Linked DNA regions of Homo sapiens: region 2 is linked to region 1. The links are chromatin loops, found by intact Hi-C in ENCODE. Cell type or tissue: IMR-90. All regions are shown on one strand. Each heading gives the region's core, and the rest is flanking DNA. Links, peaks and the distances in the headings are about the cores only.

What was found. Hi-C counts contacts between places; a loop is a spot of excess contacts. Peaks named below come from ENCODE experiments on the same cell type or tissue, not always from the same donor. Only the 100,000 strongest peaks of a DNase experiment are listed, where the experiment ranks them.
Region 2: a loop joins it to region 1, with 4 times the contacts of the local background. A loop is called at or near these places in 8 of 110 quality-filtered maps.

What each region holds. Positions count from the first base shown.
Region 1 is chr7:108,142,372-108,151,058 of GRCh38, forward strand. It overlaps NRCAM (neuronal cell adhesion molecule), which reads right to left. Exons shown (of 33, transcript NM_001037132.4): 33 at 5,278-7,776. The coding sequence ends at 7,539. Among named protein-coding and RNA genes, the nearest start is that of LAMB4, 16 kb to the left of the region's middle. In IMR-90, for the core only: a CTCF peak has its summit at 4,040 (motif pointing left); a DNase peak (open chromatin) is centred at 4,010; H3K27ac peaks cover 183 bases.
Region 2 is chr7:107,980,404-107,985,403 of GRCh38, forward strand. LAMB1 (laminin subunit beta 1) reads right to left here. Exons shown (of 34, transcript NM_002291.3): 8 at 206-408. Among named protein-coding and RNA genes, the nearest start is that of LAMB1, 20 kb to the right of the region's middle. In IMR-90, for the core only: no CTCF peak of the experiment used is centred there; no DNase peak of the experiment used is centred there.

The DNA of each region.
Region 1 (8,687 bases), core at 1,408-6,407:
ATTCCATTTACTTGTATAGATATGCCATTTAGTTGTGTGGCTATGCCACATTTTGTTTATCCATTCATCTGTTGATGGACATTTTTTTTGGGGGGCAATTATGATCAATGCTTCTCTGAACATTACTGTACAAGTCTACGTGTGGACATGTGTTTTCATTTTTCTTGGGCATATACCTAGGGGTGGAATTGCTTGCTAGGTCATATGGTAAACTTTCATTTAACATTTTAAGAAATCACCAAACTGTTATATTCCTACCAGCAATGTATGAGGGGCCTATTTACTCTAGATGTTTCCTATAAGAGGAATATGAGAGAATTTGAGATCAAACATGGGCTGTGGGAAGAAACGTATTCAAAATACTGTTCATTAAATAATTTCACACAATAGGGTGGGAACAAGTTGTTTCTTTACACTAGTTTCAATCTTGGCTGCATATTAGAATCATCTGGGGAGCTTTAACAAGTTGTGATGTCCAAGCCATGTCTCAGACAATTACAATAAAGATGCTGTGAGGGTGGGTGGGCAGGTATTAGGGTTTTGAAACTCCCCAGGTGATTTCAGTGTGCAGGCTGAGACGCTCTTGTGTGAAAAAAAAAAAGTTTGTCAAGTCATTCACCGAGATAATGAGCTAAATAGTTACAGCTGAAGACAGACAGTGTCCATAGGACACGCTGAGTGAGACTGGAAAATTTTTATGGCTATAGAAGGAACAAAGGATGTACTGTCTGGCAAACAGTAGCTTTTGTGATTATCTTCATATACTTTTTCCAGTATTATTTCAGCCATGAAGTGTAGAGAGGATGATAACTGAAGGGGGTAAGTAGGGTGGGAATCAAAGGTTTCAATGGTCCATTTGTTTTATATGGGAGAGACTTGAACGGCGTGAATGTCAACAGACACTCCAGTTAAACAGGAGAAGAAATAACTGATGGGTAAGAACCCACCAAAGAGGAGAGAGATGCCAGCTCAGGTAGAGGGACTGGCCCTCGTTAGGAGGAAGGATGGCTCCTCTGTCTTAACAGGAGGTAGAGGTAGAGAATGAGAAAATATTGAGGCAAACATTTTGGTTTGCTAGCAGGAAGATGAGGAAATTCCCATCTATGCTTCCCACCCCCCTTTTCAGTGAATTATGATGTAAGGTCATTTTGTAGAAAGTGATTTGTGAGGCTGGGCACAGTGCCTCACACCTATAATCCCAGCACTTTGGGAGGCCAAGGCGGGTGGACCACTTGAGGTCAGGAGTTCAAGACCCAGCCTGGCCAACATGGGGAAACCCCGTCTCTACTATTAGCCAGGCATGATGGTGGACACTTGTAATCCCAGCTACTTGGGAGGCCGAGGCAGGAGAATCACTTGAACCTGGAAGGCAGAAGTTGCAGTGAGCTGACATCACACCACTACACTCCCGCCTGGGTGACAGAGTGACAATCTGTCTCAAAAAAAAAAAAAAAGAAAGTGATTTGTGAGAGTAAGTGGAGAGAGAGGACAGGGTTGAATCCTTCAGGAGAGTGAAGATTTGACATAGTCATTGTTGAGTGTGAGAATGTAAGTTCCCCTGAGAAAAATAGCAGGTCTACTAGGCAGTGTTGAGAGTTGAACCATTTGAAGATATTTATAAAACTGTAGTGACACTGATCTTCTCAGCCCCTAGGGGCGGGCAGGAGAAAGCAGACAGTAGACTTGCTCCTGAGTCCCAGTTTCTCTATGGGTGTTTAGAAAAGACAGAAGGCCAAAGGAGTTTAATGTAAAGCAGGAGTGTTTCACACATGGACTATAACATCTGTGCTGGAGGAGGGATGGAGAAAAGGGGTAAGGTGAAGGGTCGATGGAAATCGGAGGGGCAGTGGAGAGGCTGTGGGCAGAGTGAGATGTGTAGACTACATGATCGTGGAGGGAGAGATGTCAAGGAACTGTACCTAGGACTGATGGGTTGCCCATATGAGTAATGGCAGAACTTGTCCCCATTTCCTCACCTACTCACTCTTCATCTCATTCCAATCTGAACTACACTCCAGGTGGTTACTTTTACTAAGGTCTTAGATGACCTTTATGTCTTCAAATCCAAGAAATAGTTTTCAGTCCTCATTTTGCTTGATTTTTCAGTATAATGTGACATTATCAACCATTCTCTGGTCTTGAAATGGTCTCTTTCACTGGCTTCCAGGACAACACATTCTCTTTATTTCTTCCTGACTTCGGGCTCCTGTTTACTGGTCTCCTTTAGAGGTCTGTCTTTCTCTTCCTGTCTATTATATTTGGAAGTTTCTGAGTAAGTTGTAGTCCTCAGCCTTCTTGCCTACACTCTTTCCCTAGGCAATCTCATCCATGCCTCATTGTTTAAATTGCTACTTGTCATCTCAGAAGTTTCTTTGGAGCTGTAAGCTCAAATATCCAATTCCTATTAGTTATTTCCACTTGAATGTCTCAGGTTTTCATACTCCTCATTTATTATTCTGAAATTATAATATGCCCCCAAATCTAGTTCTTTTCCGAAGAATGCCTTCCTGACCACCTTGACCAGGCTGGGCTCTGCCATCATTTGCTCTCATGGAATGCTGTGCCTTCCCTTTATAGCTCTTACCTCAGTTTGGAATTACACATTCACTTAGGTGAGTATTTGACAATGTCTGTCTGCTCACACCAGCCTCCAGCCTACATAAGAACAGGAACTACATCTGGTTTTGCTCATCGTGTATCTTCCCAAATTAGCAAAATACTTGGGTCTAGAAGGTGCTCAGATTTGTGTGTGTGTGTGTGTGGGTTTGTTATTAAGAACCATAAGATCTAAGCAGAAAGATACCTTTGAAAACATCTGCTATCTGTCATTTTCAAGTCGAAAAAGCAGAGGCTTGGAGACGTGGGAGATTAGGGGGTTCATTTATATACTGTCACACAGCTAGTTGATGGCAGAGCTGGAATCTGAATCTGTTCCCACCCTCCAGGGAGGCTGGTTGACACTAAGGGGTCATTTTCCTGCCTGGTGCCGTTTCGGCCAATAGAACCAAACCAAGCTTGGTAAAGCAGAGCAGAAACTTTGTTAATAAAGAAATGGAGAAGGGAAGCTCATACTCAAAGCACCTTCTTGCAACGGGGGAGGGGGAGGTGGTGGTGGGGGAAGGAGGGGGGCGGGTAAAGGGGGATGTTAAGAGCTCTTAGGGCAGGTAGGTGGAGACTGGGGCGGGATTCCTGAAAAAAGGTGGGTTCTTCCAGGAGGCGCTACAGTGTGCACAGTCTTGTCTTTTGTACTTGGCACTTTTTGTGCCTAGCAAGGTACATTTCTGGCCCCTGGGCAGAGGTCTTAGCATGGTAATGAAGCAAGAATTCAGGTCGGGGCAGTACTGCTGAGCTACTTCATGGTTACTGGCATCCGGCCTTCCTCTCTGTAAGCAAGCGCAGATGCGAGCACAGGTTAATTTCACAGGTTTGGGGGCTTCCTGAAGTAATTGGGGTTATGTTGCTATGACAAATCCCCATCTCTTTCCGGTCCAGTGAATTTTCCACCTCCACCTAGGAACTATTTATTTATTTAGTATAAATATTCAAGTAGTAGTCTCTCCCTCTCTTGCTTTTTTTTTTTTTTTTTTTTAGTGAAAAGAGCTGTGCTTAAACTGTGCTTTTTTGGGGGGTGCTATACCATCACAAAACATCAAACCATTGGCAGATAAAATAGCATACTCTGGAGAAGAGGGAGATGCCATTTTAATGACGTGCCTCTCCTCATCCCTACCGACTTGCAGCCGTGATAGGGATGCTTAGTAGGACCCAGGAGGCACACTCCTCCTTCCTCTCCCAATACCGAACCTCCCGGGCCACAATCATTAAGAGGAAGAAGCTTAACAAGGCTCACAGGGACACATGCTTCCTCCCTGGATGCTGTGGACTCGTCAGAGAAAGCTGCAAATCCCATTTTCCCCTGTTGCAGCAGGCAATCATTTTTTGCATGATCAGATCACAAGCTGATTATCAAAACTGGTTTGCACTGTGTCCAGAGGCCACTTTTTCCTGCAAGCAGGTTTCTCTCACACTGCATAGAGCAGGGGAGCCCTCTGGTGGTAATCTGTAGGAAAATTTCCTGAGCGGGAGGGATTTGCTTAATTTGGGTAAGAATTCTTCATATTCTTTTCCCTTGCCTCCATAAGCCTTTTCCAAAATTGCGGGGCGCGGTGGCTCATACCTCTAATCCCAGCACTTTGGGAGGCCAAGGTGGGTAGGTCACTTGAGGTCAAGAGTTTGAGACCAGCCTGGCCAACATGGCAAAACCCCTGTCTCTACTAAAAATACAAAAATTAGCCGGGCATGGTGGCACACACCTGTAATCCCAGTTACTTGGGAGGCTGAGACACGAGAATTGCTTGAACCAACCCAGGAGGCAGAGGCTGCAGTGAGTGCCTCTGCTCTCCAGCCTGGGTGAGAGAATGAGACTCTGTCTCAAAACAAAACAAAATCAGCCATTAGAGGTAAACCAGGCCTGTTGTAAGCCATCTGAACAAGAAAGTTCATACCATCAATGGACCAATGCTTTTTGGGGTCAAGATTGCATTTCTCCAGACCCTTTTTGCTAAAGAGCCCCAGGACTGATGATGAGGACAAAGCTATGGACTGTGAATTTGGCGGACGTTGTAGAGGGGAGGAGAGGCCCTGAAGTGCTGTTCTGAAGTGAGTGACAGACATGCCCTCCAGGTGGAAACACCAAGCTCTACATAGCACTTTAAGGTTCACTTATATAACATGTGATGCAAATCACCATGGAGGAGGGCAGCTCTGAGCCAGCAGGAGGTCTTGTCAGTGTGATGCTGGGACTAGGGGGCTGGAGAATAAGGGGCAGGTGGTGGAACATGGGAACACGCCAGGGCTTGGCTGTTTGCCAGAGGGTTTGAGAAGATTAGAAGCATGGGGGTGGAGAGAAGGGAGAGGGTGACATACATTCGATACCTGTAGTGTCCCTCTTCAGACAGGAGAGTTAAGAAATCTAAGTCGCCTGTGATTCGGGAGGGCAGAGTCCAGGCAAGCAGAAGAGAAGCGCCGGGCCCAGGCAGACACCAGGAGCCAGGCTTTGGGAAAGGAGGCACCACCTGATTTCTTGAACTTTTCTCAAAAGGCTGGGAATATCTAGTCCTGTTTTTCATTCAAATGTTTTTGATATGTCCTATTAGATCTGTTTTATATTTTGTTTTAATTTTCTCTGCATAGAACAGCCTTTTGAAAGTAAAAAATAAAATTTTTCACCATTTTAAAACATTAGGCAATATATGTTTGAAAAAGTTAAAAGTCACAAAGAGATCAAGACTGTTTAATAGTTACTTTTTTGAGGGAAATCCAGTCACATTTGCCTGTACCATTACATACACCATTACTTGGACATTCACACTCAATTGGGAACATAAATTACAAAAGAGAGAGGAACTTTTAAAACCACATTTAATTTTTAATACCAAATCTGTTGCACTATTACAGAAGTGACCCTTTCATGCACAGATAAATTTCGCATCTACCAGTATGGAAGAGGAAAAAATGTAGTTTTATTGTTCTCCCAAAATATTGGCAAATTTAAAGTAACTTTTAATCTTTGTGCTCTCTGATGCCAAGGCAAACCTGTTTTGTCTTTTTATATTTTCAAGAGACAGGTGGATCTGTGAAAAATGAATATAGAGACATGAAAGTATTTAGGGCCATCTTTACCTGGGATTACTTTAAATTATGCTTTACCTACATATATCAAACATGCCAGGTTACTAGGCCTACTGTGCCCCATAGGCAAAGCTCTGAAGATTTCATCGAAAAATCTGCTGTCAATACGTAGAAAAGTTCACTATTTCAGTTTCACAGCAAAAAAGGTGGGGGGAGGGGGGAACCCAATAGATATTTAAGTAGATGCTTTCCAATCCCATTCACTGCATTAATTAGCTTACCTCTTATACAGTACAACATAAACATTGCATGTTTATTTGTATGTAACACCTATAAGCATATAGCATCTACATTTTAAGTGTATTTACAAATTCAACAAAATATCTACATATAAAAAGCTTTACTTAAAATTAAACTTGATGCAAGTTATGAGAAACCAATTTATTGGCAAATGAAACTGAGCATTCCTTCAACCATAGGTTGTTATAGATTTTCATATTTGGAGGTAACCCATTTGATAGATATTGTTTATGAATACGATAGAATATATATTTACTTTTTAAACTGCAGATGTAATCCCTTGGACCGTTGGCCTTTTAAGCACTTGCCTGATTTCTTAGATTCTGAAATGTATCCATAACAATTTGCATACACGTTGTTTAATGCTGCAGAGTTTTGAACACTTACATAGGTAAAGTCTTGGAGAATAATATATTACTGTTGGCATGCTGTTGTATGCTTTTAGTGTTGGAATAACTTAGTTTTAAAATTAATTTTCTAGCATGTTGACATCTTTCTTACTGAATGTAATAGAAACCATAAAGGACCACAAAATCATCATGTGCTTCAGTTGGCAACAAAGATTTTCTTTTTATGCTTATGAGGAAATGCTATTTCTAATAAACTGTCTTATTTTTATTTTCATGTTTCCTTCTTTTCCCAGCATTGCAGTTTTCATGAACTCTGCTTTTTAAAAGTTACTTTTAGACAATGACAGTAATCTAGGACCCAGAATGGACTGGACCAGCTGATACAGAATGCACGATGTTGTGGAATGCTTAATATCTGAAGGCACTGTATGTGTCTTGCCCTGTGTTCTCTGAAATAATGTTTGAAATTTAATTTGGATGATTTGTTTTTGATTCTTTCAGTATGGCACAAATGCCGAAATGCACTGCAATACACATTGTTTATGCCTAAAAACAACCGAACATAGAAATGATGTAAAAAGTAGAACACTGTGCTGCTGTAATGCCTGGAAGATTAAGAAGCCTACGGAGTAACAGGAGCCAAGAGTAGGTAATAGTTCTCAGTAAGCATCAGCAATGTGACTGTCATAATGAACTCATTTAGCAAGTATATACTGTACAAACTGTTCCTAACAGTCTCCCAAAAAGACTAACGACAGCTATACATAGTCACCAATTTCACAACAATGTCCACAAAGACATTGAAGTTCTAGAGAATACTACAGTAACATTCTTGACAATGAAAACGGAATTCATATATAGGGGTTCAGCTGAGGGTAGTATAAACAAAGTATCAAACCATGTTTTCATAACATACACGGGTATGTCCTTTAAATGTGGAGCATTTTTCATGCATCATATTGAACTGTATCCTGCAGAGGAAATAACAGGATCTGTTGGTGATGTTGCATTATTTTTTATCAGTTCTGAGGAAATCAAGAATACCCATTTTGAATGAAAAAGTATGCACTTTGCATTCCAGTTCATATTAACATATCATTTGACTGAGTTATGTTTTTGCTGTAACTATTCTCATAATACTAACATACAGCAGAAAATATACTCTCTACCCATATGTTCATAGTATGAGAGGGCTGACAAACAAGTGCTTAGGATAAACATTCTAGAGAAATGGAATATTGGCAAAGAGCTTAAAAATTAAACAAAGGAATTCATGGCGTTGACAGGAGAAGGTGCCTCTGAGCTTTCGTTTCCTTCAGCCGGCTCTTTCTCTTTCTTACCACTGTATTGTCCAATAAAGGAGCCATCCTCATTGAACTGGCCATTAACCCCTTCTCCATAGTCAACTAGGCTGTCGTCACTATCTTCTTTTTTCACAGTCCTGTCTGAAGGAGTTCGACTTCCTTTTTTCAAAGGCTTGTGGTCTTCTGCATCACTGGAAGAAAGAGAAAACATTTTTGTCAAGATTGGCATTTAGGTAACATTTTCTGTTTTTAAAGACCATGCATGCAAATTATGAGAAAGCATTTGGAGTCCTGGGCTTCTCTGGCCAAATCTAATTTTCAGGTTGACTCCAATGACGAGGATGAGTTGGAATGGAAATCAGGAGCAGAAATGGTTGAATCATGAAGTCTTCAGTAGAGTGGATGGCTCCCAATAGTGTTTGTTAATTTCAATGACAAATTCTGATTCCTGAGTTGAAAGCAATCCAGAAATAATCACAAGCATTAAATAAGAAAGAATTCAGAAAAGTAGAAAAATCATCACTATTTTGAATTCAAAAAGGCAAAAGCTTATGGCAAGTAAAGAAGTTAGTATGTTAAACTGCATAATATCTCTGATTCCTTGGTTGTGAATGGAGCATGATTTTGGTTAAGTGTGAAATGTGGATTTTTTTTTTCTGAGCCAGAAGGAGAAGCAAAATCCTGCATTTCAAATAATTTTGTTATCAATGCAGGCCAGACTGTAAACTTCAACCTTACCTTTCAAGAGACCTACAAAATTCCATTAAAAGGATGCAGAAGAAACAAATGAAAACAGCCTAAGAAGAAAAGCAAAATCCTTATACTGATAGTACACAGTATTTTTTTGTTTTTTTGGTAAAAATTTTAGTTAATGAGTAAAGATTTATTAATCTGGAAAGAGACGCACTTTAACTTAAAAGCTCTACATTTGTACTATGAATGGCATGCCAATATATTCTAAAGAATGTGAATGACTCCAAACATGTAATAGCAAATGCTTCCTACACTCATGTTAACCCCCCAGCTCCCTTCTTCCTTGTGTGTTATGCAGCCTGACTATACTGGATGGGAATCTGAGGAGTGTACTTTAATACGACTTTAC
Region 2 (5,000 bases), core at 1-5,000, 160 kb before region 1:
TGAGTAGTCTGTACATTCTCCGTGTCCAAGAAACTCTTCAAAGAGAAAATCAACAATCAGCTACCTGTATGGTGCAAAGGGCTAAATGTAACTCTGTAAAACTAAAACCCCCAGAAAATGTAAAAGGCTTAAGGTAAGACTAGCTTCACTTTGCATTTTATTACCAGCCACATAAAGGAGAAAGGTGCACAGAGGGCTTACTTACCATTCCTTCCACTTCTTCATTGAATCCATCCACAGGGGCACATTCGCTGGCATGACCATAGCAGAAGCAATTTCCTCGAACCACCATATCATAAACTGCATAATAATACTTTTCTCTGATTTCCATCCTGGAATCCAGAAGGTTATCTCCCAAAGTATGCAGTTTCACAAACTTGATTCTCAAGTTGGTAATTTTTAATAAATCTAGGAAGGTCATCAAGAAGATGAAAAGTCTGATCAGACAAGCAAGAAGTTTTTTTTTTTTTCCTTGCATCATTTCTTTTTAGAGAAAGGCATGACACATGAAAATAGCTTAAGTTCCTCCTCTTGTATGATCTAGATGACTCCAATAGTGAAGCCTAACATAACATGACTGCAAAGAGGAAAGGTTACTGCCCTCTCATCAGTTTCATAAGAATGTCGGCCGGGCGTGGTAGCTCACACCTGTAATTCCAGCACTTTGGGAGGCCAAGGCAGGTGGATCACTTGAGGTCAGGAGTTCGAGACCTGCCTGGCCAACATGGCAAAACCCCATCTCTAAAAAAATACAAAAATTAGACCGGGCGCGGTGGCTCACACCTGTATTCCCAGCATTTTGGGAGGCCGAGGTGGGCGGATCACCTGAGGTCAGGAGTTCAAAACCAGCCTTGACCAACATGGTGAAACCCCATCTCTACTAAAAATACAAAAAGTAGCTGGGCATCATGGCATCCGCCTGTAATCCCAGCTACTAGGGAGACTGAGGCAGGAGAATCGCTTGAACCTGGGAGGTGGAGGTTGCAGTGAGCCGAGATTGTGCCATTGCACTCCAGCCTGAACGACAAGAGCAAAACTGTTTAAAAAAAAAAAAAAAAAATTAGCCAGGTGTGGTGGCAGGCATCTGTAATCCCAGTTACTCTGGAGGTTGAGGCAGGAGAGTTGCCTGAACGACAACAAAAAAGAGTAGCTATTCTGTGATGGGTCTGTTTGCAGAACAGCTATTTAGGAAGAAGTGTGAAAGTGGAGAAATTATAAGAACGCAGCTGCATGACTGCTGGAACCTGCGGGCAGACAGTAATTTGAAGTAGCACAATGCCATCTGCTTCCCACAGCAATTAATGTCAGTTTCAACATGAGAAAATTCCATTCAGGTAGGAAAAGATTTATCAAAGCACTCCAGTTCTCATTGTTATTATAAGATAGTTAGAAACATTTTTGTCTCTATTTTTGGAAGGGAAAATTTGAAATTTCCCACCGCTTAAATGACATCCAAGTTACCAAAATAGTGTTAACGCTATAGAATAACTACAACCTAAGGAGAGAACATTTCAAGTTTTTAAGCAACATTTTGGTCCACAACTTTTTTGTCCCAGTTTTACAAAACGTTTCCACGTTTCTCAATATTATATAGTGACATAAGCATAAATAAGCTTAGTATTAGGATGTGGGGCAAATTATTTTTTCTCAAATACAAGTTACCTCTAAATCAATTTTATCTTTCCCTCTTCTTCCTAGGTCTGCAGACTTCTGCTTATTGTAAATGCTGGGCTACCAATTCATTCTATAGTAACTAGACAAACGAAGAGCCATTCAACCTTCTCCACGGGGTTTTCGTGAGTTACTAAGTTCTTCATGCTGAACTGGATCCCCAGAGATTGATTCATCTGTCTGCACTCTCAAGCTCTGTAGCCTGAAACGGTTCTTTACTGTCATTTATGTCTGTGCATTCTTATAAATTACAACATAAGACAACAGGGTAGTGGCCCAGTACATCAGATATTTTCACAGCCCAAATACAATTTCAAATGCTTTTAATACATGCATAGCTTACAATGAAGCTATAGAAATGGCTGCGGGTAGAAAGGAAAAGTCCATGTGTTAAACTTAGGTTCTTTGTAAAATCAAAAACTAAACAGAGAAACCGTGGTACTCCCCAACTGAATGGCAGTTATGAACGCCAACATTTTCTCCTGCACAAATCCTCCTGCACAAAATGAGCACAAGCGCCTATTGACAAGAGGCCAAACAACAAACTTGAAGAGCAGCTGGAGTATTTAGAAACCCTTGAACTGACCTTTGTGGAAACCCCTCAGTAGAGCAAATATGCTCCCCCCACTCTCTCCTGCCATATTTAAAAAGCGAGCCTCATCTTGACTGCTATTCTAAGTGGCAAATCACTTTTGAAGTGAGTCTCAGGTCTCAACAATAGACAACTAAAGAGATATTGCTCCCTTGATTACAAAGTAAATCAAATGCATGATCAGCTAACATGCATGCTTCCGTAACATAGAAAAAGATTCTCCGATGTCATTTAACCACAAAAGACAAAAGAATCAAAATTATAAAGACAACACATCCTCCAAGTCCCACAAATTTCACCTTAAAGGGAGCAGATGGTTGAGTCCTTTTAGGGACTTAGGGGGTGTCTGTCCCAGAGCCCTTGTGGACGTTTTTCATAACTGCATTTTGAGACATGCAGGAAAGGCCTCATGGCTCACTCAGAAATTGGCACAGAGCTGGACACATCTATTAAATATTTGTTTTACAAGAGAATGAATGAGTAAATTACAGACCAGAGACAGGCTGGGCCACATGTAAAATTAATTTAAATGGGGAAGCAGCATTTTTCTGGCAATATTCCCTGGACTTCTTCCACTCCACTCTTCCTTGCTTCAAGCTTGGAAGTTTTTTGGGGCCTTGGTTAAAAATAGGGCCTTGTGCAGCTGGGAAAGATCAGCAAGAATCAGCCCCGCCTCTACTCAACTGGTTGCACCTTAGTAGCAGGAGAGGCAGGCTCACCTTTCATTCCAACATTTGGAACTAGTCCTGTGCAAAACCCAAACCAAAGCTGATAGTCACAGCAACATCAACAGCAACAAATGTAGCAACAGCTTTGATGTACTGAACACATTTATGATTTATGAACACATTTAAATCCAGGACTTTGTGACTCCAAAGCCCTTTTTTTTTTTTTTTTTTTTTTTGAGACAGAGTCTTGCTCTGTCACCCAGACTGGAGTGCAATGGTGTGATCTCAGCTCACTGCAACCTCTGCCTCCCGGGTTCAAGCGACAGGCACGCACCACCATACCTGGCTAACTTTTCTATTTTTAGTAGAGACGGGGTTTCACCATGTTGGTCAGGATGGTCTCAAACTCCTGACCTCGTGATCCACCCGCCTAGGCCTCTCAAAGTGCTGGGATTACAGGTGTGAGCCACCGCGCCCAGTGAGCCCATTCTTTTAATTACCATACATGCCTCCCAAGAAGATTAAAATGTAATTGTGTAATAAGAGCAGTTGTTGAATGTGGTAAAGAGCTCTGAACTGAGCACCGTAACATATGGATTCAAGATCTGACTGCCATTTAATAGCCATATCACTTTACGTAATAACATCCAACTCTATAAGCTTCAGCTTATTTTTCTATTAAACGGAAATGCAACCCTCATTTTATTGAGTATATTGAGAATGGCAGAGACTTCTGATTTCTCTTCAGTATTCTTTCTTCCCTTGTTCCTTTGACAGTAAGAGCCCTCGCCAAGAGTGTTAGTAGAGCACATGAAACACCTAGAGATGTTTCCCAGTGTCTCCTGCAGTATAGCCACGTGACTAATTCTGGCCAATGAGATGTGAGCAGAAGTGACGTGTGCAACTTCCACATCTCATTTTTTTGTTTTTTTGAGACAGAGTCTTGCTCTGTCACCCAGGCTGGAGTGCAGTGGCACGATCTTGGCTCCCTGCAACCTCCACCTCCTGGGTTCAAGCGATTCTCCTGCCTCAGCCTCCTGAGTAGCTGGGATTACAGGCATATGCCACCATGTCAGCTAATTTTTATATTTTTAGTAGAGACACGGTTTTACCATGTTGGCCAGGCTAGTCTCGAATTCCTGACCTCAAGTGATCCGCCTGCCTTGGCCTCCCAAAGTGCTGGGGATTACGGAGTGAGCCTCCACGCCTGGCCCATGTCTCATCTTTAAATGGAATTTGCTTGCCTCGTCTTCCCTCTTCTCCCGAGTTGAGGTGAGGACATAGTGGTGGTGGTCTAACTCTAACCATGTGAATAAACCTGGAAACATGGATGGCCTTATAACTAGGGTTGCCAGATTTAACAAGTAAATATAAATGACACTCAGTTAAATTTGAATTGCAGATAAACAACTATTTTTTAGGATAAAGTATGTCTCAAATATCACATAGGACATGGTTATACCAACCACAAATATTGCATGAGACACACTTGTACTAGTCACAAATATTATATGGGATATATGGGATATAGTTATGCTAAAAAAAAGAATTATTTATTTGCAAATGTAACTGGGCATCATCCTGTATTTTATCTGGTAAGCTTAATTATGGCAATTGAGCTACACTTCTTCTCTAGAAAACTCTTTGGTGGGTTTTGTAAGAGAGAAAGAAACTTTCACCTTATTTGAACAACTAGATTTGGGGAGACTCTTTGATACAAAAGCCCAATATATACCCTAATATACTGAGCAATAAAATAAGGTATTATGATCAACACAATTACTTGATAACCTATCAATCTTATATCGGATGTATTGTATTTACATCTTATATCAGATGTAAATGTATTCCCTATCAGTGGAGAGTAATTATTGCTAATTTCAAGACCCTCTGGTCAGGTAACACAGAGAAAGAAGGAAAATGAAAAAGGTAGATTTAGCACTGAATATTTAGATTCTGAGTAAGACTTATTCCATGGCTGCTGTTTACCATCAAAACTTTTATTTGGGCCAGGCGCGCTGGTTCACGCCTGTAATCCCAGCACTTTGGGAGGCTGAGGCGGGTGGATC